2 separate regions of the Homo sapiens genome follow, and region 1 is linked to region 2. Evidence: chromatin loops called from intact Hi-C (ENCODE). Cell type or tissue: right lobe of liver. All regions are shown on one strand. Links, peaks and the distances in the headings refer to the core of each region. The heading gives the core; the rest is flanking DNA.

Region 1 (15,219 bases), core at 6,528-9,027, 58 kb before region 2:
GAATTAATGTTCAAGGAAATCCTCTAAGACATCCAAATGGCAGTAATAGTAATACAAGGCACATTTATAGAAATGCTTCCCTCTAAACCTCTGTAAGGTGGGCAGGCACATGACTGGGAGAGCCCTGGGCTAAATTCTGACTCTGCTACTTGTGGGCCGTGCAGTCTTAAAGGAGTTACTTGACTTTTCTGAGCCTCTGTTTCTTTATCTGTAAAACGAGGAGAATGAGTATACTTTCATCATAGAACTTGAGGTGAGATTCAAACAGAGCAGGTATGTTAGATCCTCAAAAGCTCCTCAGGCCACACTACTGTGGTGGGGAAGGAGAATGCACCATCCCAGCCCCAGAGACCCGGTGTACAGCTGGGACTGAGAATGGCTGGGTTATAGGGAGAACCCAGACTCTTGATATCTAGGCCGGGTTTCTTCTCTTTCTGCCAGGTGCCAGTTGGGGTAGCAGGTAGCTCTGTTTCTAGCCCTGTTCTTCCTGTGGCCTGGATCTGGAGGTGGCAGGCAGTCCGGGTGAAGTGCAGCAGGAAAGGGGTGGTGCCCCTGGGGAGGCCCCAGTGGTTAATCAGGCTGCTGGGCACAGTGCCTGCTCTCTGGAATATTCATAAGGCCCCTCCAGCTGTGCCAGGCAATCAGGGTGCTGATTGCTCCCCCATCTGCAGCTTAACATTCCACTCCAGAGAGCTGGCAGCTGAATGTTAACTAGGGGAAAAAACAGGCACTGGCCTTCACAACGGCAGCCCGAATAAGAGACCTGGGGAAGACAGAGCCACTCCTTCGAGATCTGCCAGCCAGAACTTATCTGTTTACCAGCATCATGGGTGGTGGAAAGAATCATGGATTCAGAAATAAGTGAGCTGGCTTGGGGTCCATACTGTATGCCCGGCTGTGCCGTCTCAGCTTCCCCAAGTGTGAGGTGGGGATGGCTGTACCCACCTGCTGAGAGGATCAATGAACATAGAGTTTGCTGGAACTTGAGAGTGCTGTACAAAGGCAAAGCATCTTCGCGGTTGTTGTTTGTAGTTGTTGTAGACACGGCTTCCTACTCTGCAGAAGAATTTTTAATCATAAATATGGAAATCTCAAGCAAGCTGGCTTTGAAGGAAATGGAGCAAGGAGAGAAAAGCTCTGTGGAAGGTTCTGAGCCTCCCTCAGGAGGTGTGGCCTCGGGGCAGGGATTTGGGGATCCTGGGCAGGTGCTGTTCTCTTCTGGTCCAAATCTCTTAGAAAAGCAAGCAAGGAATGAGAGGATATGCTGGATAGTGGAGGGAAAAAACTTAGAGAAGAACTGAGACAATTCTCTGCGGCCTGCTGTTTGCTCAAGACAAAAATCTGGAGCCATTCAGCGTAGGGACAAGACTGTCCCACCATGAATTAATAGCTTATAACTAACGCTCCAAGTGATGATTTGCAGTCACCAAGAAATGGTCCAAATCTTTTCTGTGTTTGTATTGAATACAGGAAACTGTTTTCAGGGAAATTTCTATCAAACTGAGGGGGTGAAAACTGGAGCTAAAATAATCTGACCCTTTTCCTTCCTAGAAAATCGGCTAGTGTGGAACAACATCTCCACCGCTGCCAGATCAACGAAGGGTTCCGCATTGGGCCTGACTGCCTCCCTCTCCCCGCACCCCCTGCACCAACCTAGAGGCTGTCCCACGCCTGCAGGCCCAGCCCTGACCACAGGGGGCGGTAGAGGGACGGCCATGGCTTGGGCGGCAGGGGAAGCCGGCGCTGGCTCCAATACCTAAGTCATCCCGCTTTGGAGGCGGGACCCTGCGTCCCATAGTCCCCAGACTCGGGGTCCTGCCTCAAACTACTTACTTGAGCCTCGCAGATCAAGGAGCTGCCTCACCCTCCCACGGAGTCAGTAACCCACCCCACCCCTCGCCATTCCTTCACTATGGGTCCTGCAGTTCTGTTTGAACTTTCTACCGCGAGCCCATATTCAGGTGTTACTCTGGGAGGAAACATTTGCAACATACATAAGGGAGGGCTGATGTTCAAGGCAGATGAAGACATTCATCTGACCAGAGGGCAGCAGGCAAACCTAGCGGATGGGGCCCCTCGTCTTTACCCAGTGCACACCCTGCACTGAGCCCCTCTCTGGCCTGTAGGGCCTCTGAAACTTCAGGGGCTCCCTCTTCACATCAGCGAATTGCCTCTATTTTTTCGAAAGTACAAAACGTTAAGTACTGATTGTAAGAAATTTAGATCATATAGCTAAGGGAAAAGAAAATTAAAGAGCACTCATGGTCCCAATACTTGGGAGGTAACAACTTTTGACATTTGATGTATATTTTTGCAGTCGCTTCCAGATAGGTAAACAGATAGTTTTTGTTTTTGAGACGGAGTCTCACTCTGTCGCCAAGCTGGAGTGCAGTTGCGCGATTTCGGCTCACTACAACTTCCGGCTCCCAGGTTTAAGCGATTCTCCGGCCTCAGCCTCCCAAGTAGCTGGGATTACAGGCACGCACCATCACGCCCAGCCAAGTTTTGTATTTTTAGTGGAGACGGGGGTTTCACCATGTTGGCCAGGAATGTCTCCATTTTTTTTTTTTTTTTTTTTTTTTTTTTTTTTTTTTTTTTTTTTTTTTTTAGACAGAGTTTCGCTCTTGTTGCCCAGGCTGGAGAGCAGTGGCGCGATCTCAGCTCACCGCAACCTCCGCCTCCAATTCTCCTGCCTCAGCTTCCTGAGTAGCTGGGATTACAGGCACCTGCCATCATGCCCCGCTAATTTTGTATTTTTAGTAGAGACGGGGTTTCTCCATGTTGGTCAGGCTGGTCTTGAACTCCTGACCTCGGGTGATCAGCCCGCCTCGGCCTCCCAAAGTGCTGGGATTACAGGGGGTAGATATTTTTAATGTGATTAATCGCATATTGCATTTCTTCACGTAACAGTGTATCATATAAATAGTTTTCTCTTGTTAAATATTACTTTGCATCGCTGGTCCTCAGTGTATGGTCTGGGGACCTCTGGAGATCCCCGAGACCATTTAATGCAGTCCATTGGGTCAAAAGTATTTTCCCAATAATAAGACATTGTCTGCCACTTCACTCTCATTCTCTCTCTTGAGTGTATAGTGGGGTTTTCCAAAGGCTGCATAATGTGTGATATGCAAAGCCAGCCAGCTGTCTTCTAATAAGCCAGACATATATTAAAGAGATTTGCAAAAGTGTAAAATGATGCCATTCTTCTCATTAACTTTTTTGTCTTAAAAAAAGTTATTTTTAATAAAAATATGTTTTTCAGGAGAACATGAAATAGACTTATCATTATGCAAGTTAATAAATACATAGTTTAAAATTCCTTCATTTTTATTTTGAATATGCTAACTATTGACAGATATAACCCATATAAACAAAAGTTCTTTGGGATCCTCAATAATCAAGAGTGGAAAGTGATCCTGAGACTGAACGCTGGAGAACGAGACTGCTCTACAGCATCATTTTAATGACTGCATAGTGTCCCTTTGTGTGGCTCTTCCCTAATTTGTTTACCCCATTTCCTTAATGATGGACCTGCAGGTTGTTTCCAACCTTTCACTATCATAAAATTGCTACACAATCACTCAGTACTCATGTAAAGTGAAAACTTCTTGAAATGAGAGAAAACAACAGAAATCAATTGGTAGTGTGAGTGGTCACAATAAGTCCATGATTAATCAAGTTAAATAAAATATATTACAGCACGTGAACAAATAAAGTTGAAAAAAGATATATATCAAATACACCTGATATGTATATATATAGCATATTTCTATATATAGACATACTCTGTAAAGAACACGTTCTTTTCTGCTGTCCATGAAGTGTTTACAAAGTGTGATCATATTCCAGACCAGTGCTACTGACAGTGTAAAACATTTTGTTACCATTACAGAAATTGAGAGGAAGCGTTTAGAAACGTTTAAGCAATTTGACAGAGAAACTTTATTTTTATTGAATATAATTTAAAAATTGAGGCTTGTAAAAATAATCGAGTACTAAAAAATGCTGCACACGTATTTTTTAAATACACTTGAGAATATTTCTGTAGGATGAATTCCTAGAGTGGAATTGCTAGGTCAGTAGACATGCATCTTTAAATATTAGTAGAAATTGCCAACTTGCCTCATTTACGTCTTACGAAGAGTGTATTTGAGCACCTGCTCTCTCACACCTTTGGCAATACTGATGATTATTACTCTTTTAAATCTTTTCCAATTAGTAGGTTAAAATATATATTTTGCCTTCTGTGAATTGCTTATTCATATCTTTTGCCTTTCTTCCTTTCTCTCTCTCTTTCTCTCTCTTTCTTTTTTTTGAGACGGAGTCTCGCTCTGTGGCCCAGGCTGGAGTGCACTGGCGCAATCTTGGCTCACTGCAAGCTCCACCTCCTGGGTTCACACCATTCTCCCACCTCAGCCTCCCAAGTAGCTGGGACTACAGGCGCCCGCCACCAGACCTGGCTAATTTTGTTTTTGTATTTTTAGTAGAGATAGGGTTTCACCATGTTAGCCAGGATGGTCTTGATCTCCTGACCTTGTGATCCACCCGCCTCTGCCTCCCAAAGTGCTGGGATTACAGGCGTGAGCCACTGCACCCGGCCTTTTGTTTCTTTCTTTCGTTTTTTTTTTTTTTTTAGCTGGAATCTTGTTCTGTCACCCAGGCTGGAGTGCAGTAGCGCAATCTCGCCCACTGCAACCTCTGCCTCCCGGGTTCAAGCAATTCTCCTGTCTCAGCCTCCCAAGTAGCTGGGACTACAGGCACATGCCATCATGCCCAGCTAATTTTTGTATTTTTAGTAGAGGCGGGGTTTCACCATATTGGTCAGGCTGGTTTCAAACTCCTAAACTCAGGTGATCCACCCACCTCGGCCTCCCAAAGTGCTGGGATTATAGGCGTGAGCCACCATGCCCAGACTCTTTTTTTTTTTTTTTTTTTGAGAGACAGGATCTTTCTCCGTTGCCCAGGGTGGAGTGCAGGGGAGTGATCATAGCTCACTGCAGCCTCCAATTCCTGGGTTCAAGCAATGCTCCCACCTCAGCCTCCCAAGTAGCTGGGACTTCAGGGCAAGCCATCATGCTCGGCTAATTTTTTTCTTTTTTTTTTTTTTAATTTGTAGAAACAGGGTCTCAGGGCCTCACTATGTTGCCCAGACTGGTCTCAAACTCCTGGGGTTAAGTGATCTTCCTGCCTTGGCCTCCCAAAGTGTTGGGATTACAGGCGTGAGCCACGGCACCTGGCCCCAGTCCCTTCTTTCTTTCTTTCTTTTTTTTTTTTTGAGATGGAGTTTCGATCTTGTTGCCCAGGCTGGAGTGCAATGGCACAATTTCAGCTCACCACAACCCCCGCCTCCCAGGTTCAAGCGATTCCCCTGCCTCAGCCTCCAGAGCAGCCGGAATTACAGGCATGTGCCACCACGCCTGGCTAATTTTGTATTTTTAGTAGAGACGGAGTTTCTCCATGTTGGTCAGGCTAGCCTCAAACTCTCGACCTCAGGTGATCTGCCTGCCTTGGCCTCCCAAAGTGCTAGGATTACAGACGTGAGCCACCGTGTCCGGTCGGGTTCTTTTTCTTGTTAATTTTTCTGGAACTCTTTATATATTCTTCACAGGAATACTTTGTCTATTATATATTGCAAATATTGTAGTCAAGTATGTGGCTTGAGTTTTCATTTTGTTTAGGTGCCTCATTGTAATACAGAAACTGTCTTTTAAAAATTTATTCTAACCTATTCATTTCCTTTATGATTTGGGGGATTCCTGGCTTTCTTAGGAAGCCTTTCTTCATTGCATGATTTTAAACATGCACTCCATTTTCCTCTAATACACATGTAGCTTTTCTTATTTTAAATGTTTAGATCTTTAATGCATCTGGAATTAATTTTTGTCATGATGTGAGGTATTGCTTGTTGACCCTTGTGAGCCTAAAGTGGAGCATGGCAGGGTGCCGGCGATAGGTTTGAGCCTCAGTAAGAACCAGCCCACATGTTCCTGGGGACCTGCAGGCCTGGATGGATGGAGCTGAGTGCGTCCCTGAGGCAACAGTGATCGGAGGCCATCTGATTCAGGAGGGAAGGGAAGCTGCATTTGAGGATCCTTCCGAATGTGTTAGAGCTGCTGTGAGCCTTTGCCAAGTTGACCAGCATAGTGGATAACTTCCCCAAAAAAGTAACCAAACATCCTTAACATGTTGTGTGGTTCACTAGGAGCTTCACATCTATTATCTCACTTAAGGCCAACATGACAGATGTAGGCAGAGGAGGATTTCTGATCCTGCTTTTACCATTACAGGAAAATAAGGGTCAGAGAGGTGAAGTGACATGCACACGGTCCCAAGTCTGGCAAGGGCAGAACCCAGACCTCCCGCCATCAAGTGCATGCTCCTTGGACCTCTCTGTGCATCAGGCTCTGTCCTCAGTGTCCCTGCAGCTGCCCCTCTGATGGAGAGGAAGATCTGGTCTAAGCCTTTTCCAAATCTGTGCTCCCCCACTGTGGGTAGGAGAGACTGGAAAAATCCATCCTCCACCACCAGCTGACAGTGAATTTTGAGAACCAAGGCTTCCTTCCACATGCACCTCTTCCTCCCCCTGAGCGATTTGGCGGAGGGTGGGAGTGGGGATGAGTCAGGCTGGGAAGGGGGAACTCAGCCATAAACAAGTGGGACTGACAGCAAGCACTTTCCCTGAAGCGCGTGACCTCCCACGGGCCTCTGGGGACTCCGCCTGAGTGGCTATGGCTTAAAAATTTCATGATCTAGGTTTTTCAGATTTAATCTGTTATATTCACGTAAGCAGCTGCAGAAAGGGGAAAATCTTTAGATAGGAGGTGGGGGATGGGGAAGAAGGTAAATTATTTCCAGTCTCTCAGTAGAGAGCAATTAAAAAAAAAATGAGTGGGCCAGGTGCAGTGGCTCATGCCTGTAATCCCAGCACTTTGGGAGGCCAAGGTGGGCAGATCACCTGAGGTCAGGATTTCGAGACCAGCCTGACCAACATGGTGAAACCCCATCTCTACTGAAAATACAAAAATTAGCTGGGCGTGGTGGCACGTGCCTGCAATCCCAGCTTCTCGGGAGGCTGAGGCAGGAGAATCGCTTGAACCTGGGAGGCAGAGGTTGCAGTGAGCCGAGATCGCGCCATTGAACTTCAGCCTGGACGACAGAGCAAGACTCCATCTCAAAAAAAAAAAATTGTATAATTTTTGCAGATGCTCAATGTATAATACCTATGGCTAGGTCTTCATCCCTTCCGGCTCCAAACCAAGAGGACACTCAGGACACAGAGTGGTAGAGCTAGACTTGGTCTTGGAGATCAGAGTGTTCCACTCCCTCAGGGAATGGAACCTTGTGTACACCAAGGGAGTGGCTTGTCCAAGTGCATACCTTTAGGCAAGCTCTGGAAAGAGATCTCAGGTCTCCTGGATCCAGGTCCTGCACTTGTTCTGTTGAATCTCAGGAAAACCCTAAAGAAGGCATAGCCACTAGATGCTTGATGAGGAAGTAAAAGGTGGGAACTCAGAGAGAAGTAGGGTCAACAGGCCTAAGAGAGACCAAGGAGGGCTCCTCTCTGCCCTGGAGCTGCAGCTGGAGTGAAGGTAGGGGCCACCTACCTGCTCCAGGGGGATGACGAGGAAGGAGCCGCCCCCTGCGCTCTCGGTGACGATGGCCAGGAAGCGGGTGTTGACGGCACAGAAGTGGTTGTCGTGCACATTCTTGGTGATGGGGATCCCATCGAAGCAGTGCTCCCGGTTGGCCACCTTCCCGTAGACATTCCGGAACTTGGAGCTACGGTATTGCGGACGCCAGGACATCTGTGAGGGGCCAGGAGAGACAAGGGTCAGGCTGGGCCCTGTGCCATGAAGGGCCTCGGCTGGGCTCTTGGGGGAGGGAAGCTGCGGCTCAGAGGTGCAGCAGGTGAGCAGGCCCTGGGTCCCCTGTCAGGAAGAGATGGAAAGGAAGAAGCATCCAAGAATTCAGGGCACACTCATATGCCCAGCCCGTTCTAGTGGGTTTCATCTTTTAATAAAGTCTTACAAAAACAAAGATTGGCATAGGAGCTTTTGGTACACATGCCCACCCCACTTTCTAGAAAGGTTGTAGGGTCCTTTTACTACCCAGGAACCTATCATGTGATAGAGCGAAGCAAGAACACATACAGACTCCCTCCTGAGTATCTGGAACTGTGCTCGGTTCAGCATGGGAGATGCGGACAGCAGAGGCCAGTGTTTACCAAGATTGAGGACAGGGCCCACAGCAGGAGTGGGGTGGGGAGATGTCTCTCCACGTGCAAGAAGGCAACCCCCCATCCACTGTCATCCCCTCGGATTCTCTAGTGTTTCTAATCCACAGGTACACCCTCAGAAATCTCTGAGTCCTGGATATTATCATCATATCATCAGGCACAGAGAGGTTAAGTGACTTGTCCAAGGCTACACAGCTAAGTAGGGCCATGAACATAGGTCTCCTGACTGGAAATCCAAGACTCCTCCTATGCCAGATTACCCTTTGGAGCAAGGTTTCTCAGCATGTGGCCCACAGATCACCTGTATCAAAGTCATCTGGGGTTGGGGAAGTCTCTGATCTTCCTATGTCATTTATAAGAAATGCTGATTACTGGGTCCCAATCTAGACCTACTGAATCCAATATTTTGAGGATGGAACCCAGGAATCAGTACTTTTCCATCACAACTGGAGAGTCTCATGTGATGACAAAGCACATGATTAAAGCAATCTGGATTGCTGAGTCACTACATGAGGCGTTGCTGTCTTGGAACACTTACAGAATCCATAGCGGACTTTGCATGAGTGACAAACTTTTGTTATAAGCCGCTAAGATTTTGGAGTTAATTTGTTATTACAGCATATCCTAGCCTGTTGTAACTGATATACTTTGTAGTTGGTTTTTTTTGTTGTTGGTTTTTCTTTTTGTTTGTTTGTTTTTGAGATGGGGCTGTCACCCAGGCTGGAGTGCAATGGTGCGATCTCGGCTCACTGGAACCTCCGTCTCCCAGGTTCAAGTGATTCTCCCACCTCAGCCTCCTGAGTAGCTGGGATTACAGGGGCCCACCACCACGCCCAGCTAATTTTTGCATTTTTAGTAGAGACAGATTTCACCATGTTGGCCAGGCTGGTCTTGAACTCCTGACCTCAGGTGATCCATCTGACTCGGCCTCCCAAAGCGCTGGGATTACAGGTGTGAGCCACGGTGCCGCCTGGCCTGCATTTGATTTAAATCAAGCCATGAGCTAATTCACAAACTCCTCTTTATTGAAGGAAGAAGTTCAGAATCCAGAAGGAGAATCCCAGGGAAGATTCCTCACCTTCAAGCAAATTCTCTTCCACCAGCTCTCTGGGCCCCAACCCCTGCCTCTCCACTGCCTCTTCTCCACTTCCCAAGGTTGCCCTCCATCCCACAGGGCCAGTCTCCCTGCTCTCCGCTCCTCCCTACTTCCCTGCCTTTGCCCATGCTGTGTCCCTGTCCCACTTGCTGTCTCTCTCTGCTGAGTTCTGCTCCAGACTGTCTGGATAAAGTCATGCTGGAGAGGCAGGAGCACTGGATGGGAGGCTGGTGGGTCACTGCCCTTTCCCCTCCCCAGGCTGACTGTGTGACCTCAGGCAAGGCCTTCCCCTCTCCTCCCCAGGCTGTGTGACCTCAGACCAGCCTCTCCCCTCCCCTCCCCAAGCTGACTATGTGACTGCAGGCAAGGCTCTCCCTTCCCCAAGCACTGGCTCCTCATCAGGACACCAACTATTCCCAAAGTGGGGTCCCAGGTGGTCCTTTACATGGTTACAGAGATGAAGTTAATTTTAGCCAGTCATGTGTTTATTTTAAATTGCTTTAGAAAAAATATAACTTGCATGCCAAATCCATGATTTCACAGATACTACTGCTAATGTGGCTAAGTTTTAAAAAGTGAATCAATTCAAAGAAAAATACAGTATGAAAAATACAGTATGGGTGGTTGGTGGACCTGGCAAAAGTTTAATCTGAAGTGAGAACACCAGGTATTTCTCTGTCTTTTCCATGCAGAACATTCTCGATGCCACAGTTTCCACAGACGAGAAAGGAGGTGTTGAGCTTGGTCACTCCAACCTCCTGTTCCTTGCTGTGCAATTCTAGCCTGGAATGTCTTCTCTGTGCAGCCAACCCTCAGCCTTTAAGGCCTGACTCACTCTGATCTACATAGTCCACAGTGACCTTCTCAGAATCCGCAGACAGCCGGCGCCTCTCCCTGGGCTCCTAGTCTAGAGCTTGTCCTAGCCTCTTCCATCCTGGGGGTGGGGCACTGCTCTGTGATGGCAGGAAGTGATACCAGGGTCTTCTGAAAGACTGAAGACTAGTTTGCACTTTTCCCAGGCAGCCTAGGTGAGTCGTGGAGGCCATGGGGAGACCTGCTGGGTAACTGGCCTCGTGGCAGGCCCAGCCTATCCATGAAGGGAGCCCAGCCTAGTGGGGAGACAGATGACACCAGAACCTGAGGCTCAGGGAGCCAAAGGGATGGCAAGTTCTGTCTCCAACCCCAGCACAGCCCGTGGCTGGGCACCGGGGATGGTCTGCACAAGGCCTGTTTCTAGACTGAGTGCCCAGTTCTCTGCTCTTCCCAGTGCAGACGTCACCGCAGGCTCTCCCTGGGGTACAAGGGGAAGGGTCACAAGAACCGGACTGGAAGCCACGCACACCTAGATTCAAATCCCAACCCTGCTGTGTGACTTGGGCAAATCACTTAACCTCTCTGTGCCACTTCCATCTACTCCCATATTAAAGAGGATAGCAGGCATGGTGGCAGGCACCTGTAATCCCAGCTGGTCGGGAGGCTGAAGCAGGAGAATTGCTTGAACCCAGACGGCAGAGGTTGCAGTGAGCCGAGATCGCGCCACTGCACTCCAGCTTGGGCAACAGAATGAGACTCTGTCTCAAAAAAAAAAAAAAAAAAAGAGGCTAGGCCGGGTTAGGTGAGTCACTCTTGTAATCCCAGCACCTCGGGAGGCTGAGGCGGACAGATCGCTTGAACCCAGGCATTGGAGACACTAGCCTGAGCAACATGGCAGAACCCTGTCTCTATACCAAAAACACACAAAGTTAGCCAGGCATAGTGGTACACACCTATAGTCTCAGCTACTTGGGAGGCTGAGGTGGGAGGATGGCTTGAGCCTGGGAGGTGGAGGTTGCAGTGGGCTGAGTCGCACCACTGCACTACCACCTGGGCGACAGTGCCGAACTCTGTCTCAAAAAAATAAATAAAAAATAAAGGTGGCTAATCATCCCCATCACCTCCAAGGGCTTGGGAGGAGCCAGTGCCAAGCTGCCTGTCATATGCCCAGCACAGGACATGCTGACCTGATAGGCTCTCCTGAGCCCACCCGGCAAAGTCCACACTTACCCCAGGTTCCCCAGGTGGAGCGCTCAGCGGCCCGCAGTTTCTGTGCCTGTTTTCCCATCTGACTTCACCTCTTCCTCGTCCACCCTCCCCCTTCTCCTTTTCCCTGCTCCTTCTGCTTCCTCCCACTCTCTGCCCTTCTTTCCTCTCTCCCCCAAATCCCCAGCTCCCCAGTCCTCAGGGTGTAGACACAGGAAGGAGGCATCTGTGGTGAAGGCTCTGGTGGGCACACTTGTGGTCTCTTGAGTGACTCCTTATCCATCTCCTGTTGCCCCCACAGCCCAGCTAGCACTTCTGAGCTGGATGCTGCATCCTGGGGGACCACAGCGCTCAGGCTCGGGGTGAGCAGGCATGTTCTCCCACTCAGCGTGTTCCCCGGGGATGGGCCTGGGCAGGCCCTAGAATGAGGCAGGCCTGCTTCCTGGAAAGAATGGAGAGTGTCTGTCTCTCAGCAAGCCTGGGCTGGCCTCTCCACAGTGGCTGGTAGGCTGGGACTGGATCTCCATGGAGATTCTCTCTGCTGGGCCTTTGAAAGGGCCAGGGGAAGGGAGGTCAGGGGCTGCTGTTGATCGATGGCTCCACAACCCTGGGCGTGGAGCTCCACTCCACGTGAACCTATGCTAAGTCTTCACACAGAACCCTGAGCTGGGAGTCTGCAGTCCTGGCTCCGCTCCCCATTCAGACTCCTACTGACCTTGGGAAAGACACTTTGCTGCTCCAAGCACCAGTTGCTCCTCCTCCTCTACCCCAGCCCTTCTCTTTCTTTCTACTTCTGTGGAATTACAGGAAAAGAACTTGCAAAAATCATGACTCCTGCCTCCTCATTACTTCAGCATGCATTTCCTACAAAGGACGGCAATTTCCTTAGCACATCACCATCATCGCATCTGAGAAAACTGACCATTCCTCAGTACCATGTAATGCCCAGCCCGTGTTTAAATTTCCCCCCAATGCCTTTTACAGCTATTTTAGTTTCTGACCTAGGATTCAGTGAAACCTAGGTTCATGTGTTGCATTTGGTTGTGATCTCTCTTTTGCCTTCTTTAACCTACAATACTCCTATCACCTTTTTTTTTTTTTTAAATAGCATTGCCTTTTGGAAGATACCAGGTCAGTTGTCAGTCATCTTATAAAACATTCCAATGATTTGTCTCATGATGCTTCAGGGCAATGCCAAAGTTGTTCCTGTATCCCTTGTAAACTTTAAGAGTTAGGTCTAAGGCCTTGATTTGATTCAGGTTACTATGTCTCCATTATCAGTTACTTGGCTTTGGTAAAGCATGCGAAAGGAGAGGAGAGGGCAGGGGGAATGTGTGAGCACACACCTGGTCTGGCTGTTGGCAGTGAGGAGGCCACCTGGCCAGTGCCAAGGGTTTGTTCTGGAAGGTGATGGACAGAGGCTGGAAGGCCAGGCCAGGCACGAGTACACACTGTGGGCCAAAGCTGGGTGTCTGCAGAAGGACCTGCATTACTAAGGAGCTGACCTCACTGTGAGGTCAGATGCATGGGTGCGCAGGCAGGGAACAGAAAAGACTCCTCCCTACTCTGCCAGAGAGAGGAGGCCTTGCCGAGGCTGTAACCGGGGGAGGTGCCCAGACCTCAAAGGGAAATCGGTGGGGGCGGCCAAGAGGTGACCTGAAAATCTGGCCCTTTGCCTTTACCCTTAAAGCCCTGCCCAGATCCTGGTAGATTCCCCCTGACTGATTCTAGTGAGAGCAGAACACACTCTCTTTGAATCTTTTAGGACCAATGAGCACAAGGCGCAAGACTGGGACATATTGGTTTTGAGATTGGTTTTCAAGATTGGTTTTGAACTCTGTAAAAGAAAGGACTTTCTTAATGGTTAGAGCTGCCTAACTTGGAAAAAGAAGCTACCTTGATAGGTAGTCAGCTTCCCATCCCTGGGGGGGTTCAAGATTTAGGTGGATGACCTCCGATTAAGGACGATGTGGAACAGTGAATGGAATTAGATTGCCTTCCAGCCCTGAGATAATAGAGTTCCTCTACTTTATTAAAGACATCATGTTGGAACAGAGAGGAGTTTTGGGGTCTACCACCTTGGTTCTGCCACCCTGGCTGGGGGCCTTCCTCTTTTATATTCCCCTACCCCAGTTGGGTTGCTGTGACCCTGAATGACAACAGCTCTTACATGGCAATAGCCACCTCCTTTTAGGGTGTCCCACAGAGCTGATTAATGCTTTTGGCACTTATTTCAAGCTTTAGATATGCATGTTTTCTTTCTCCAGTTAGTGGTTTGTAAGTTACCAGATCATCCAACTCCTTCTGGCCCCTGCACAGCCCCACCCCACTCCATGCCGGGTTCAGGGCTCCCTTATAGCTGAGCCTCATAGTGACTCTGGCTGAATCATCTCTCAGTATGGTAGGGGGGCAAGAGCCAAGGTCAAGCACAAGGAGGTGCCTCCTTCAGGAACCTCACCCCAAGGCTGTGACTTCAGCCTGCTGAGGTTTTGCATTTTATTTTCAGGCTGATGTGCTGCCCTGCCCACAGGATGAGGGTCTGGTCCTTACCCTCCCTCATGAGCCCTTCCTCTACCATGTTCTTTCTTCTGGTCACGCAGCCCTGTCTCCATTAGACTCCTCATCACCAGAATACCAACACCTCTGAACCCAGTACTGCTGTCAGGCTGAGGCCTAGTGAGTCCCTTGCTGTTGACAGCACAGAATCAGCAAGGGGCCAGTGCCTGCAGAACCACCCTGAAAAGCCCACCCGCAGTCATGATCCTCTCCAGACACCACCTCTGTCAGCCCCGCTGCTGTCCAGCGGGCAGAACTAGGCAGGTGCTACAATCCCATTTACAACATAGAGTGTCTGTGTGGCTCATGGAGGAGTTAAAAGAGACTTGTCCAAAGTCACAAGCTATCAAAATGGTGTAGCCAAGACTTCAGCCAAGAACTTCTGACTCTTAGTCTACTGCTCTTTCCAATACAACACATATCTTCTCCTCCTTCAGCCTCTCCACCTCAACTCTTACCCCTCCCCAGTAGCTCCATAAATACAGGGCCCTACACAAAAGTGTAAAGAAACTGTAGCAGGAAGAGTTTTAGGAGTCAGAAAGAATCCAGTGGTTTCTATCTTGGCTCTGCTACTTGTTAGTTGTACGACTTTGGACTACCTACTCAACCTGTCTGAATATCAGTTTCCTTAACTGTAAAATGAGAATAATGTCATCCAGCTCACTGGATACAATGAAGTGACCAAACACAAATTGCTTGGCAAAGTGTCTGGCCCAGGATGGGTGCTTGCTCAACACTAGCTCTACCCTCTCTCCTTCTCCTGTGAGGGAGTCTCTGACTTCAAATAATCAAATGTTTACTTGAGGAGGTCAGGCTTTGCCAGGAGGAGGAGGACAGGGCGGGCTGGGCTGGGCTGAGGGTCAGGAGGAGGGAGGGAGAGGTTCTGGATTCCAGATGTGCACAGCTGCTGGGCCTGCTCCCTGGCAGCCTCTCCCTGGGCCCAGGGCCATCCTGGTCTCCCTCCCAGATGGGGAGGGCCCGGAAGGAAAAAGTATTCATTTTGCAGCTGAATGGCCCTTATAGCCTCTCAAGAAATGTAGGATGGCTTTTTCTCCCCTCTGAGATAATCACTATGTACACTCCACATGGAAGCAAATTGTATCCTGTCCTCGGATCTCAAAAATGATTTATTGTGGCCAGCGGGTGCATTTTCTAGATGATGACATGAGCAAAATTTAGCTTTTAAGTGGAACACGAAAATGTAAGAGAGCAGTTTTTTTAGTTTCTGACTCAGGTGAGGGGGCAATGTGGCTACATTCACATCAAAGGGCTGGGAGGAAGCCCCCTGGGAAACAGCTGTGTAATGTGGGGG
Region 2 (15,219 bases), core at 12,334-14,833:
GAGCCAGGCCTCCACGGAGGAGTGCAATTTTCACATTTTAGAAAGATTTGCAAAACAACAGCACTTAGGCTATTGGAATTTGATGTGCTGTGTGTGTGGTTTTTAGATGGAGGCTTGTTTGTTTGTTGAAGAAATCTTCAGCCAACAATAAGGCTGTGGGATCATCCATCTGCAAGTATCTTTTATCCCTGAAGCACTGAGACAGACTGGAGGCTACACACAGAAACTGTCTCTACTCCCTCTGCCAGCCCCAGGTCCCCTCTGGAGGGGGCCTACCCCAAGCAGCAGGGACAGCAGCAGCAGTCCACACCAAGGGGTGGGAGGGGCATGCCTCCTAGCCAGTCTCCAAGGACGCAGTTCATTATGATGCATCCTCGTTGCCATGGAGACCCCAGGCCCACAGAGCCTGGCTAATAGTCCCTGAATTCACTCAGGCCTCGAGCACAATTAGACAAGATTAATTTTTGAGTCACAGCATAATGAGACCCGGATGTCCGGAAAGCATGTGGCAGCCTCCCAGGGGAGGGGAGAGCCTGGGGAGGGCACACTACTGTCATGAGGTCACCAGGGCACTGCCTCTCTTGGGTGGAAGGTCTGAGGGGCAGTGGAGAGTGCATTCCCTCCTTTAGAATTCCTCAAGGGCAACCCAGATCTGTCTGGGCAGCGTGGGGGTGGGGCAATTGAAGAAAGGAAGAATAAGCTCCCTATATCCGTCTCAGGCCCTTGTGGGGACAGAGTTGGGTGGCTTTATTCTGCTCCCTCTGATGAATTTGCCAACGAATGCATCTTATATGGCTGAAGCTATGACGCATGCACAGAATAGATTCTTATATCCATGCAAAAAATATAAATACATCATTCAAAAACCTGTAATTGAACATCTATAGGGCCAGGCACAGCAGGAGCACCCAATGGGATCTGTGGCGCGACACGCTCCCTCCCACTCAGGGCATGGGGCTTGCCCTCTGGCAGGAGAGACAAGACATGTTCAGATATAACTATCTCATCAGAGCAGTGGCATGAGAAGGATAGAGTTTGGAGCAAGGAGAGATCAGAGAAGGCTCTGTGGAGGAGGTCGCACTTTGGGCTTTGAAAGCAGGAATCAGACTTTTCAAGTAGAGAGGGAGCAGAAAAGCAGAGGTTGAGTTTGGGGGCAGCAAGCCGACCAGTGTCTGGTTTGGGCAGGGGCCAAGGAGGTAAATGGTGGCCAGAGAGTGAAGGCTTTGAATGCCCAGCCAAGTGGTTTGGGCAGGGCCGAGCCAAAGGATGGGGCGACAGGCTCTAGGAATACAGGCTGGTGGATCCCCTAACCCCTAGCCTCACTCTCCTAGTCCAGACCAGCTCCAGACCCAGCTTGGGCCTGTTCCCAGGACAGACTCACAGCATGGCTGCCCCAGCTCCCATCCCCACCAGCTTCCCGCAAGCAGAGTCACTCTTCCAGGCCTCAGGAGAGTCTGGACAGAACAGAAACTTTCTTTTGGCAGCGTTTCTGTACAAACCCCCAGATTTCTAAACAAAGTCCAGTTAGCAGATCAGCTCCTTGGTGCCCAGCAAAGAGATGGGAAGGCACAGAGGAGAGCTAGGTTTGCGGTAGAATTAAAACTCCAAAGTGAGGAGCTGGGGAGAGTACGCTGCTGCAGAGGGGCGTTCAAGGCCAAGCGGGCTCCAGGGCAGGAATGGAGTCTGGAGACAGGCATGCTGGTGCTCACCAGGGACTGGCTTCTCTAGTCTAGGGTGTGAACTCCTTCTGGCTTCTCTCAGGTTGAGTCCTTTTTTAGAAAGCAGGCCTACTCTCTAGAGAAAATTGGACTGCTGCCCTTGGATCATTTTTTCCCCAGAAGGTTACTATTAGTAAAAATCACTGACCACGCAAAATAGAGAAGCAGAGACAGCAGAACTTCCCATTTATCTCCACCCCCTACCAAAGCACACGCTTACGTGCACACACACAGCAGTTCTAGGAGGGTTTAGCAATGCTAAAATCCTAAAACCCACATGGCCTGGGCCAGGAACCAGCTCAGTTCCCTGAGAGCCGGGACACCCCAATTCCAGCCAGACTGCCCGCCCTCTTCTCCAGGGGCTGCCTACAGAGCCCAGGGCACTGAGCTTCAGCCTCTGGGATCCGATTCTCTGAAACAGTGAAAATGCTCTCAGAGCCAAGTCTATGGAACAAGGTGGATGATCCAGGTGGTGGAGGGGGTCTGGATCTGAAGAAAAGGTGGAGAAATCAGCGCCACCTCTTTCTCCTGGGTTCTCCATCACTCTTGACTGTGTGGCCATGGTTCTCCACTGACTTCTAACTCATACCCACCCCCACAGACTCATCAACTTCCAAAACGTCACCCTGCATCCTGCCCTCCTCTCAGTCCTCACTGGATCCCCCTGGTCAGCTCAGGCCTCTCGCCTGGACCACCACAGTGGCCCCCTAATGGGTCAGATGCCTCCACACCAGCCAAGAGCAATGGGTCTAACTGTGCAGGCCACTGGGAGAGGGACAAGGATGGGAACCGCAGGCTGGACTTTTGCCCGAGGTTCCTCTCTGCCCTTGTTCACCACAGTAACCCTGGTGAAGCCTCTGAGCTCCATAGCAATGGAGGATTTTGTTCGTTTGGTCTTTTTTATTTTTTATTTATTTATTTTTTTTTTTTTGATGGGGGGGAAACAGAAATTAGGGAGAAGTGATTGGCTAAATGCAATGCTTTTGAGAGGCCAAACAGCCAGGCAGTTAACAGCATGGGCCCTGGGGCACAATGGGGATGCAATAGAACCCTGGTTCCATTTCCGTTGTGTGACCTGGGGCATGCTGCTTAACCCCTTGGAGCCTCAGTTTCACAGAATGGGCATAACAGTAGAAGCCATCTCCCTGTGCTTCCTAGGTATTGAAAGGGTGATATGAGGTGCGTGTAAAACAATTAGGACTGCCCCTGGAACATGGTAAGCGCTGAATAAGCATTAGTGATTCTGTCCTACTCGTTAGTATTTTGTTGCTGGTGAATTAAAATCCCACAGCATCTCCCCTCCCTGTCACCCCAAAACCAGGCCAGCCTGGAAAAGATGTGCCAGCAGCCAGGCGAGCAAAGCCACCTCTCTCTGTCATTTCTCCTTGACCCGAGAAGGCTGTGCCTCTTAATTGCTCTTTGGTTTTACGCAATTTGAAATGAGCAGGCCACCAATTCCCTGCAGGAAAAAAAAAAAAAGATATATATGCTTCTGCTCAAAATACTAATGAGGTTGGACTCGAGGTGAGGCTGGCAGGGGAGGGCGGTCCCTGAGGACTTCTGCGGAGCCCTGCTGGCCCTGCAGGAGGACAAGACCCAGTTTGGAGCACCCTCCAGAAGGCAGGCAGGAGGAGAGCCACAGGATGGGCTCCATGGGCCCCAGGTCAGGAGGCCAGAGTGGCTGGGGTGGCCTGTGGGAAGGGGCGTGGGGAGTGCTCTGCGTGATGCGCGGCCATTTCTCCCCGTGGGTTTGTGGATCTGGATCTTCTCCCAGGAGCTCCGGGAAGACTCTGCCTGCTGTGTTGTACCCCTCTCCTCCCACACCATCCCCAAGGCCTGAAGATGCATCTTCCCTGTGCCTGCTGCCTCTGCCCTGGCTCCATCCTCATCACCTCAACATGGCTGCTGGGCTCCAGGCCTCCAGCCTTATCCTTCACCTATCTGTCCTCCCAGTCAGTCGAGAAGTATTAGTGAGCAGCTAGCACAGGCCAGCCTTATGGGAGCCAGAACCCACCTTCCCCTTCAATCTCCTTTCCCACCAGACCAGGCCTGCTCACTGTGCTTTCCGTGGCAGGCAGGCTCCTGCTGGAGCCTCAAAATTGCTTCTCTCTCAGCCAGAAAGATCCCCCTAGATCCCATGGGGCTCTATCCCCCCTTCATTCCACAGGGGATCCCCTTCTCACAACCCCCACCCCCTACCCCCCATGCCCCTGTATTTTCTTTAACAGCATTTCTACCACTGATGTCAGGATTGTGTTCTGTCCTGTCTCCCCATCCTCCTGGGCCTGTCCCTGAGGGCAGGGACTGTTCCTGTTTTATTCACCCATGTGGACTGTCCCATCACCTAGGGTCACGGGCACAGTGCATGCTTAATGAAGATTTATTGTTGTGGAATCTAATGACTTCGTCGCATCTCTTTACTACTAAAAGGCTCTTCATGGATGGACTGATACACATGGGCCCAGGAACAGCACTCCTGCACAACTCCCACCTCCCCGCAAGCCACCCCTGAGCCCTCATCACCTTCCCAGCCCCCGACCCTCCACACTCAAACCTCACTGGGCACCCTCGTGGCTCGGGAGCACCCCACGGCGTCGCTGCCCTGGCCTCTGCTCACGCTGCTCCTTCCCTCACCTAGGTTCAGAGCCACACTCCAACACCTCCTCCTCCCAGACGCCCGCTCCGTCTCACCAGGGTCCCTCGGCCTTTAGGACTCGCATTCAATGCTGAGCCAATGGCTTCATCCGTATTTGTTTGCCCGTCTGCCTCCCAGGCAGAATTCAACTTCCTTAAAGGCTGGGGAAATTGGTCCCCTCTGTGTGTCCACTGAGCCAGTACAGAGCCTGGCATGGAGCAGGTGCTTAATTGATGGTATTTTGTATTAAGATTTGGATTGGTCTAGTGATAATAACTGTTATTAACTTTACCACTCATGAAGTCCACCATGGGAAACAGGAAGACCAAGCCAGTCACAGAGCTGAGAACAGAACCCACCCCTGGGAGAAGCCCCTGAAGCCCTGCCCAAGGGGCTGAACTGAGGGAAGGGGATCCCAGTCCCCTAAAGGAGGACAGCGGATATCTGAGCCCTGCTGCATGGCTCAGGGCCTGGAGCCACAGGCTTCTATATCTGACGATAAGGCGTATCCCACTGTCATGGGGAAGTGCTGCCTTGCTTCTCTGGTGTCTGCAACTCCCAGGGATGTAAACTGGACATCCATGTCCCCCTTCCTGGGAGGAAATCCTGCCAGTGTTCTCAGGGACACAGGACAGCAGGGCTTAGCTGGAGGAGGAAAGAGGGAGGGGGCCCCTTTGTCCCAACCTGAGGCAGGGTAGGGTCCAGCTCAAGAGAGTACTCTCTCTGGCCTGACCCCACAAGTCACAGCTGAGGCTGCCACTTGGCTGGCCACTCAGCCAGTTCTCTGGCCTCGAATGCTGCAGAGTTGGGACTTTGCATGGTACAATGCTTCCTAAATCCACTTCACTGCACAACTCAACTGACTCTTAAAATACTATCAAGGGGCAGACAGAACTGGACTGATAGCTAGAACTGCACGGACAGCTAGAACTGGACTGATAGTTCACTCTTTTCAGAATTGGAAAAAAACAATCCAGAGAGGTTAACAACTTGCCTAAGGTCACACAGCATGATAGAGGCAAAGCCCAGAGTAGAACCAAGGCTGAGATTTCAATTGTTATTATTTGGATTCGCCAGGAAAGTATGTGCTGAAAAGCTTTCCTGGGACTGGAGGCAAGAGGTTGAAAGGGCTTTCTGTCCTCTCCAGGAATCCCACCCCACTTCCTTCTGCAAGCACACAGGCTCTGTCTCACTTCAAACCCAAAGAAATTCCACCTCTGCTCATTGGCTCGCAGACATGGGAAGTGGCTCTTTCCCCACGGCTTCTGCCCTGGAGGATGAGTTCAATAAACAGAGCCCCTTTCTCATATTCCTGCATAAATATTTCAGGAGACAGAAACAAACAGAACTGCTTTAGATCTGCTGCTGGTTATTCAGAAATCGGGGCTCCTCTATTCCAAGCAGGGACCACCCTGCCCAAGGAATTAGTGTTCACCAGGCCATGGGAGATACAAGATAGCACCTTCCTGCCAGGGCTGCTCACCTGGGCTGGGGAACCTGGTGAGAGCTGGAGAGCACAGCTCAGCTTGTACCAAAAGCGCCTCCACCTACCCATCCACCCACAGCTTGCTGTTCCTAGAAATGGGAGGAAATGGTCTGTTCCATGTCTGCTATTCTTGGGGATGCTTCAGTCACTGCTGCCCCTGGACCATACTGCAGGGGACACCAGGTTCCTGCACAGACAGGCACCACCTATGGGGAAGAGGGTGCAGAGCCTTCCATGCCAGGTGGACCAGAGTTCTGGCTGCAAACCTCAGCGATTTAGAGGGCCAATCCCCTTTATGTCTCCCCCAAACACCCCTTTTGTTTATTCGTTCAGACATTTATGGAGCACATTATTCTTGGATCCAGAACACTCAACAGCTCCCCATTGCTGACGGGATTCTGACTTCAGACTATCATTTCCTGTGCCACCCAACCACATCTCTCTCTGCTCAAGTCATACTCCAGTTAGCCTAGTTCCTCCCTTTCCCCCAAATGAGCCCTTCCCCTTCTTAAATGCATTTGTCCTTTTGCCTTTTCTCCTCTTCTCTTCTCTTCTCTCGCCCTTCTCAGGTCAGGATGGCTCATGTGCCACCTCCTCCATGAAGCCTTCCTTGACCTTCCCACCCCACAATGGGACCTTTGCATGGTGCAATGCGTCCTACACCCACTTCGCCACCTCAGAGCAAACTCACTTCACAGCTCATCCACTTCTGGAAATACTATCAAGGGGCAGACAAACTGGACTGATAGCTCTTTTCAGAGTTGCAAAAAAAAAAACAAACCCAGAGAGGGTCTTCTTCCCCTCCTCTCTGAGCTCCCTTGTAGCTTTCTAACACTGTTGCCCAGGAATTGCTCTTGTGACACTCTCATGTGTGAAGTCTTATTGTTCCAGCTCAGTCACAAGTGTCTAGAGAACGAGGCTCCAGATTGTGTTTCAGCAAATGTCTAGGAGTAGGGCTACATCCAGACCTGGCTGCTAGAGAATGGAAGCTCAGCTTTTAAGAAATGTGACTGCCTGGATCCCACCTCTCAGAGATTCTGATTCTATTGTTCTGGGGGAAGGAGGACAGGGAGGACCAACTATTTCATTTGCAGGTCCCCTTTTTCAAAAGTTTTTAAGAATTTCAAGACAGTGACAACAGAACATTAAACCAAATGTTGAACAGGTCATACACCCATGGCTACGGTTTGAATATCTCTGCCAAAACTCATGTTGAAATTTAATTGCCAATGTAACAGTATTAAGAGATGGGGCCTTTAAGAGGGGATTAAGTCATGAGAGCTCTGCCCTCACAAATTAATTAATGTGATTATCCTGGGAGTGGGCTCCTGATGAAAGAATGAGTTTGGCCCAATTTCCTCTCTCTGTCTCACACACTCACTATGACGTGATGCCTCTGCCATGGGATGACCCTCACCAGATGCTGGTGCAATGCTCTTGGACTTCTTAGTCTCTAGAACCATGAGCCAAATAAACTTCTGTTCTTTATAAACTACCCAGTCTGCGGTATTCTGTTACAGAAGCAGAAAATGGACTAAAACATACATGAAGCTGGAAACAGGCATTTAAACCTCACCAGGTGATTTGCAGCCGGGGTTGAGAACCACCTCCATGGTCAATATCCCCATGAGCCCTGAAGGTTCTGTGCTTCTGAGCTCCCATGACAGTACACAGACCAGAATACTGTACATTCCGTACATACTGTACAGTACACAGACCAGCCTCTCCATCTCTGTATGCCTGGGCTGGCTGGAGCACAAACAAATATTTATAGAGTGAATGAATATATGAATAGATGCAGAGAGGTGGGACTTGAACCAGAAAGCTGGGAAGAATCTTTTTTCATTTATTTATTTTTAATTGAGATGTAAAATATATATAACATGCCTACAGTGCACAAATCTTAAGTGTTTGCCTTGACAGATTTTTATACATGTATGCATTCATGTAACCGCCATCACTCCAGAAGTTTCTCTCATACCCTATCTCAGTTAATACTCTACCCCTATCCCCACCCCAGGTAACCACTAAAAACTGGATATAGAATTCCATCAGATGAGGGCTCTCCCAATGAAATAGACAGAACAAGCACAGGTGGGGTATATCCAAGAGACATGAAAGACGCTGACTCAGAAAATTCCCTTATGTGTGCTAAGGGCTGGAATTTACACCACATGTATGACAATGAACACAAAGGTTGAGACCTCCTCCAAGCAAGCAAGCTGGCAGGACTCAAACTCTGGTCCTTAACCTCCAAGTCTCATGAACTTGTCACAACTCTTGGCAGTCTGGAGTGGATGTGTGGTTGGAGGACACGGCGCAGAAGGAGACACACTGGCTGCAGAGTCTGGGGACACCGGGGAAGGGAAGAGGGTAAAACAGGGCCCAAGGCTGGGCAGCATCAGGGCATAAACTCGCATCCAGAAGCTCACTTCTGCACCCAGCCTCAAACCAGGTGAGGCAGTCCCCAACCAGAGGAGGAAGTGACCAACCCAAGATCACACAGCCAGGGAGGGTCAGGGCTAGGGTTTAGGCAGGAGCTCCTGAAATCCCATTCCAGTGCTCTTCTCGCCATGCTATAACCACGTTTTCCTAGAAGGAAACTTCTGGTCCTCTGCCCCCTCCTATGTTCTCAACCCTTAGATCGAACCATCTGGCAGCCCAGGCAGATGGGAAAGGCCCATACCATGGAGTGGTCCAGGCCAGGACTCCCATCTTAGGGTATGGGGTGGGGCATATGTGACACCCAGCTCCCAGGCACAGGGAGAGACCTTCAGGAGGTCTGGGCTAGGGGCTCAGAAACCCCTTCCCCGCCTCATTGCACATAGGCTTTGAGAATGTCCACTCACCTCTCTGCCTCTAGGGCAATGTGGGTAGGGACAGACCACCTAAAGTGTGAATGGGATCACATCACTCCTTTGCTTAAAGCCCCTCTAGGACTCCCAGCAACACCACACAATGAAGCTCAAGCTTCTTGGCTTGGCATCCAAAGCTCCCCATGGCCCCTGCCTGCCTGTCCAGCCACATACAGCCCCTCCATTTCCAGCCCAGCAGCACCCAACTGGTTCTCTCCTAGAATAAGCCAAACATGTTTCCCCTTCCATTCCTTTGTTCACGCTGCCCGCTCAACCTGGAATGCCTTTCCTGCCTCTTCATCTGCCTCTGCCTACTCATGCTGGAAGACTGAGGGAAGATCTCTCCTTCCAGAGAGCTTCCTTGGCCTGCCCAGCCACGTCTCTCATAGTTTCACAGTTCTGTGCACATGTCCCTGTCACTGCTGTTCCACGCCTCCACCCATCAGCCTCCCTTCCCCAACATCCCTGCAGCCATGTGTCCTTCTGAGTCCTGCAGCCTGTGTCCCCCCACAGACCAGGATCCCCCTGGAGACAGAGACTGCTTTGGTTCATCCCTGCACCCTCAATGCCGCTTAGGGCCTGGCACACAGGGCTCAGCAAATTTTTTTTAAATAAATCTCAGTCCTCGTTTTATTTGCACAAGGGTAGGGATGGGGAAGGCGGCCGGCCCTGCATAGGAGAACAGGGCAGCCAGGGTGGAGAGGAACACAGAATAAGCTTGGCTGTCCTCTCCTCTCCACACTCACTTCCCTGGCAAAACTGGCTCACTTACAGTAACCAGCTCTCCCTCCTGCCTCATTTGCCTCTCAGGAACCCCTCCTGCACCTACTCTAGTGTTTTCCTTCCAGCAGGCTCGGTCCAGTCAATGACAACCACTTAGGGCATTATTACCCCCTCAGGGGGACTTGTATTTTTAAGAACACCTAAAAGACCCAAAGGAAGGGAATTCTATAGTGGGTTCTAAGCGAAGTGGTAGGGGAGGACCTTCTAAACCAGCGGCCCCGCAGCACCCTCAGCCATCCACTGCCAGGCCAGCTGGCCTGCAGCTCCTGCTTGTGCATGGGGCGGTGCAGCCAGCGGGTTATGGCCCAGTTTGCCCCTTCCTGCTGTGTGAAGCAGGGCAGGCCATCCTCTCGGAGGCTGTCTCCCCCTCTGAAAAGTGGGGGTAACAGCAGAGTTATGGGGGTACCTGAGAGAACAGAAGTGCAGGGCTGGGCATGGGGGGGCAGCCTCCGAAGAGCTTTGTTGTTCCATTGTTCCCAGGGCTCTTCAAAAAGCAAAGGCCCACTGAGTTTGTGGCTCCCAGGCTGCTCCTACACTCTGGTCCTGGGAGAGGGGGGCGGTGGTGCAGAGGGGCAGCTTTGTTTGTGGCTCCTGAGTACCCTCTCCCCTTCCCTCCACCCACTCTCCCTCCCTCTGAGCCAGAGTTCCAGGGAAATCTTGGCCAGGAGACTTCTCAAGCTGGTGATATGGTCTGGCCTGAGGAAAGCTCTTAGCAACCCAGGCTCCCAACTCAGCGGCCCTTCTCATGGTTTCAGAGAAACAAAGGAGGGAAAGATTGCTGGCAGCCCAGTGTGCCAGGACGGCCAGCTTCCAGGAGGGAGAGCCGGGGGTCACGGGCCACTGTGGAGGCCAGGGGGGCAGCCAGGCATGTAGGGCATGCACTGCCAGGCCTGGGCAGCCGCAGCCTGATGGTTGAGCAGAAAGGGCTCCGAAGTTGCTCCCTCTGCCTCTGCCACTGCCAAACCAGGCCTCTGGTCAGGGCGCTCCTAGTTGGTCACTTGGGGAGCCAAGTCTCTCCAACCAGGTGCCTCCTCCCATCTAGGTTAAGTTCTCAAAGTCTCCTTTCTGGAACTTTCTCCCATTCCCCACTTTTGAATCAGTCCTTGGCCTGCCAACATCGGGCAACTACTAGAAGCCTAGAAAAAAACCCACAGAATTGGAAAACCCAACCTGAGCAGTAACTTGGGGGAGCCCCAGTTCCCACTCAGCCACATCTTTCCTATACCCCCTTGGGAAAACTTTCTAGGGCTTTAGTTTTCTCCTCTGCAAAATGGGCGTTTCTACTGTACATCTTTAAAGTCCCTTCCGGCTGTAGCAGTCCACAGATCTCTAACAGTAGAGATTTTGTCCAAGCAGCAACAGGGAATGTTTTAGGTTTGCTCCAAATCCTGCCAAATCTTATATGTCTATACCTGGTATTCGAAAAATCCACAACACACTCTAACTGGCATGCATAGCCCTTTGATGAATGCTGTGAAAGCTACTAAAAAGAATCAGACCTAATCTCTAGCTTCAGCAAGCTCACAAGTTAGGGAGCCAAAGATCATGCTCATAAGATAATCAGCAAACAAGGCACATTAGGCCTTTACCTGCTGGCTGGTATACCAGGGATCACATGCTACAGGAACTCCAAGGATTGAGAAATTAATGTGGATCCGAACCCTGAAAAGGTCAGTTTAACAGAACAGCTCAAGCCCTGAAACAGCCTCAATCCATAATAACTTGAGTTTGTTCCCAGATCTTTTAATGAGTAAGGCAGGAAGGCAGACTCAGGGTCTCTAGAAGAAAGATTTGTGATGATAAAGTTATCAGTTGGCCACTCAGGTATGCAGAAATCCCCTTTCCCAGAATTCCAAATTTCTCGGAATCCCAAATTTCCCCATGCATTTTTGCAAGCTGGTCTTTCACCTGGAGGTCAGCAGGGCAGGCATAACCAGCAATTTTTCAGGAGTTAAATAAAAATCCTCAGGAATTAAATCCCTTTGTCCCCTTCCACCAACACCTTTCTTTCCATCAGCCGTTCCACGTCCTGGATTCTACCAGATTCCAGATTATAAAACTGTTAGTTCTGAAATCAAACTCAAGGTGTTTAAATGATTTGCTGCAAATGCCTCAAGCTAGTAGAGGCTATTCCTTTCCATAAACCTAAAGGAAAAGCAGGTCTGAGCGCTGGGGGCATCGGGAGGTATCTGGAGCAAAGATCAAGGTCATTTGACAGTGGGAACCTGGTCTTTCTGCCCAGGGACCCAGGTAGGACTGTGCTCTGGGACCCACCTTCCCTCGCCTTCCACAGGGAGCTCTGATCTACAGAGAGCCGGGATAATACAGATCAAGGTTTGGATGCTTTATTTGGCTCACTTTTCAAATGAAAGCAGGACACCACATTTTTATAGCCAGATTATTTGTCCCAAGCATATTAAAACAGCCAAAATAGACAGAACAGGAAGAGAGAAAAGCAACTTTTCATCTGCACCAAACTAGCCTGACAGAGTAAAAACAGATAGAGGCTGTTTGGAAGAGATGAACTTTTCTCTTCCACCCACAGAGTATGAATCAATTCTGAAATAAGGACTACAGCAGGGGAGAAGTGGGCTAGCTATTGGAAGGAACTGCCTAAATCTGAGGGCCTTGAAATACTGGTGAGGAAGAGGAAAGGAGTGGGCACAGATTAGACATCACAATAAACCATTTCCTGCCATGACATCTACAAAGCACCTTATTTACATCTTTCCATGTTACTTAAATATTAGAGCACCCTACAGAGATAGACTACTAACTTCATTTTCACAGACGCTCAGAGACATCCAGGGACTAGCCCAAGGTCACACAGTAAGGAGCAGAGGCAAGAGCGAGGCCTGGGTCTTCTGCCTCCAGGTCCCATGCTCTGGACCACATATTTCCGGGTCATTCCCACCAGCCTGACAAAGTGGCAAGACAGAAGGCCTGCGAGGCAGGCTGAGTCCCTGACTGGCTGTGGGAACACTGTAAAAGTTACCTCCCTTCCTTCCCTGGACCTCCATTTCTGCAACCATAGAAAGGGGGATAATAATAGCACAGACTTCATAGGCTGTCATGAAGCTTAAATGAATTAATACATATAAAACATATTGTATATGCTTGGCATAAACTAAGTGCTCCGGAAGGGTTAGCCGCTTCTATTATTATTGTTATTGTTATTGTCTGTTGGTCCCTTGAAAGCAGGGGCCTAGCACCTGGTGAAAGGCTGAGAACTGACTACTATTAAATTGGTATTTCTTAAACGAATCTAAATTAAAATTAGGAATCATTGTGATATTCCTAAAAAGTGTAGAGTGCCGTACAGGCAGAGTGCTGGCCCAGATGACCTCAGACATCTCCGGAGTTAAATACTGATCATGGAGGCTTCCCAGCAATTAGCATGAGCACCTACCCAGGGTGAGCCTCCACACACCACCGCTCTGGGCAGCCAGAGCCTCCAGGGGTGTTGACACTTATCTCATACAGGGGACAGTAAGTTTAAGCCTGTGGCATGAACACCATGTAAAACATCCACCTTCTCTGAGCTCGGACAGAGCAGACACCAAACTGCAGACACTTAGGGGGTTTTTTTTGTTTGTTTGTTTTAGAGATGGGGTCTCACTACGTTGCCCAGGATGATCTCCTGCCTCAGCCTCCTGAGTAGCTGGGACTATTGGTGTGGACTTTTAACACTTTAGAAAAAAATTGTGTGTGTGTGTGTGTGTGTGTGTGTGTGTGTGTGTGTGTGTGTGTATACATATCTCCCTATAGTTTGACTTTAAAGACCAAGGCCCAATATAGATAATAAGAAAGATTTAAAGAACAAAAATGGTCATAATTGAGCCCACTAAAAATATAAGGTGGAAAATTTCCTGCCAGAGCAAAGTTTCCTTTTGGAAAAATAAATGACTTCTCCCTCCTGCCTGAGAGCCAGGAGGGCCTCTGGCCACTTTACACAGCCCAAGGAGGCTCCGTGAGGCATCGGGGTAGGCAACTGAACTTGGCACTTCCACACCCCCTTGCCTGGGTCAGTTTTAGAAGCAGCCAGGGTCAGGCCACCCTCCCTATCACCAAGCAGCAGGCAGCGGGAAGGAAAGAGGCCAGAATCCGGAGGTCCGGGTCTGGACCAGCCTCATCCTGCCTCACTGGGCCACCTTTTACAGGTGACTTAGCTTCTCTGTGCCTGTGTCCTTATCTGTAAAGCAGGGATGATAACAGTAACCTATGCCATGATGTCACTCTGAGGATTAAATGAGTGGATACTTGTACCATGCTCTCATCAATGTCCAGCATGCAGGAAGTGATCAAGGTCCGTGGCTTTTGACTCCTGACGTTTGCCCATTCATCCCCGGCCTGTTGCTCCCTCCTCAGCTCCCCTCCTTTCACCTGCTACCTCCTACTCATCCTTCATGACTCAACTTAAAGTCACTTCCTCATCCCTCTGACTAGGTCAGGCCCCCTGCTATTCCCAGAGTTCCCTGTACTGCTCATTTCATAAGCCCCAGGACACTCATTAATTTTCTGTCTTCCTGAGAATAACAGCTAACACTACATGTCAGGCATATGGTAAGTGCTTCACATGGATCGGCTCACTTTATCTTAATAACAATCCTTAATAGTAAAGGATTGTTACTATTATCAATCCCAATGAATGGATGAGGAAACAGATGTTCAGAGAGGTGAGGCAACTTGCCCAAGAATACACAGCAAGTAAATGACAGACTGCCATGTGTTTGACTTCAAAGCCAGCATTCCTAGCCAGTGGAACCCCAAATCATCAGGGGCTAACTCGAGAAAAGGCTGCTTCGTAAGGGCTGCAGGCCTGGACCAGGGACCTGCGTTCTCTGAACCAAGCTAGCCTCATGGAAATGGAGAAGGCGGCTCTGCCTCTGTCATACTTTGTTCTGCCCTCGGCTGAATGCCCTACCCAAGCAGCCCAATCTGATGTCAAACACCATGTATAGGACACCCTCCTCCCCCAGCACCCTTCCCCGAATCATTTACATGACTCCTAGCTCCAGTAAAGACCACAGGCAAATCTAAGCAGGACACAACCATGGGCATCACCCTCAAGGCAACCAGCATTTGTCCTGCACATCCTCAGTGGCAGGGCCACAAACACAACAGACAATAGCCCACTGTGTTGTAGGTGGGGGGTTGGTGGGGAGTGGAAGCAGAGTACGATCATGCCCCAGGACCAAAGGCCTGGAAGTGAGATGAAAGTGTTCTCTGGAGTCAGACAGCCCAGGTACAAATCCCTGCTCCCCACCCATTCATTCAACCTGTGACCTTGAGCCGTTCACCTACTCTCACTAAGCCTCACTCTCCTCCTCTAGAAAATGGGATGGATAATAGAATCTACCCCATGGTTGTACAGAGTAAATGCGATCATGCGTGCCCAACGCCTGCTTAATAACTGTTATTATCATGATGATGGTGATTAATCTTCATGGGTTGTGGACCATTATGTGATCGGATTGAAAAGGTTCTGGCTCAAAGCCAGAAGATCTGGGCGTGCATCCCGCCTCTGACCCACATTAGCTCTGGGACCAGGGTGTGGTCATCTCTCCACTCAGACACTCTGTTTATCCGTCCCTAAATAGAGGGGACCGTCCCCACCATGACAGAGCTGATGGGATTCAGGGAAGTAACCCATGTATGTATTCTGTACGAAAGACAGCCTGAGCAAACCTGGGAGCCTCCCATTGCTACATTAATTAATTGGAAGGAGGTTGCCAGCCAGAA

What was found. A loop is a pair of places that touch in the nucleus more often than their neighbours do. Peaks named below come from ENCODE experiments on the same cell type or tissue, not always from the same donor. Only the 100,000 strongest peaks of a DNase experiment are listed, where the experiment ranks them.
Region 1: a loop joins it to region 2, with 1.8 times the contacts of the local background. A loop is called at or near these places in 30 of 110 quality-filtered maps.

Annotation. Positions count from the first base shown.
Region 1 is chr15:68,637,746-68,652,964 of GRCh38, reverse strand. CORO2B (coronin 2B) reads right to left here. Exons shown (of 12, transcript NM_006091.5): 2 at 7,605-7,805. It overlaps LOC124903514 (a long non-coding RNA gene), which reads right to left and starts at 2,415. Exons shown (of 2, transcript XR_007064691.1): 1 at 946-2,415. RefSeq lists enhancers at 596-1,096, 1,154-1,721, 10,521-11,038, 11,272-11,783, 11,784-12,295. In right lobe of liver, for the core only: no CTCF peak of the experiment used is centred there; no DNase peak of the experiment used is centred there.
Region 2 is chr15:68,585,058-68,600,276 of GRCh38, reverse strand. All of the region lies in intron 1 of CORO2B (coronin 2B), which reads right to left. Among named protein-coding and RNA genes, the nearest start is that of CORO2B, 14 kb to the right of the region's middle. RefSeq lists enhancers at 14-593, 9,277-10,068, 13,693-13,987. In right lobe of liver, for the core only: no CTCF peak of the experiment used is centred there; a DNase peak (open chromatin) is centred at 13,822.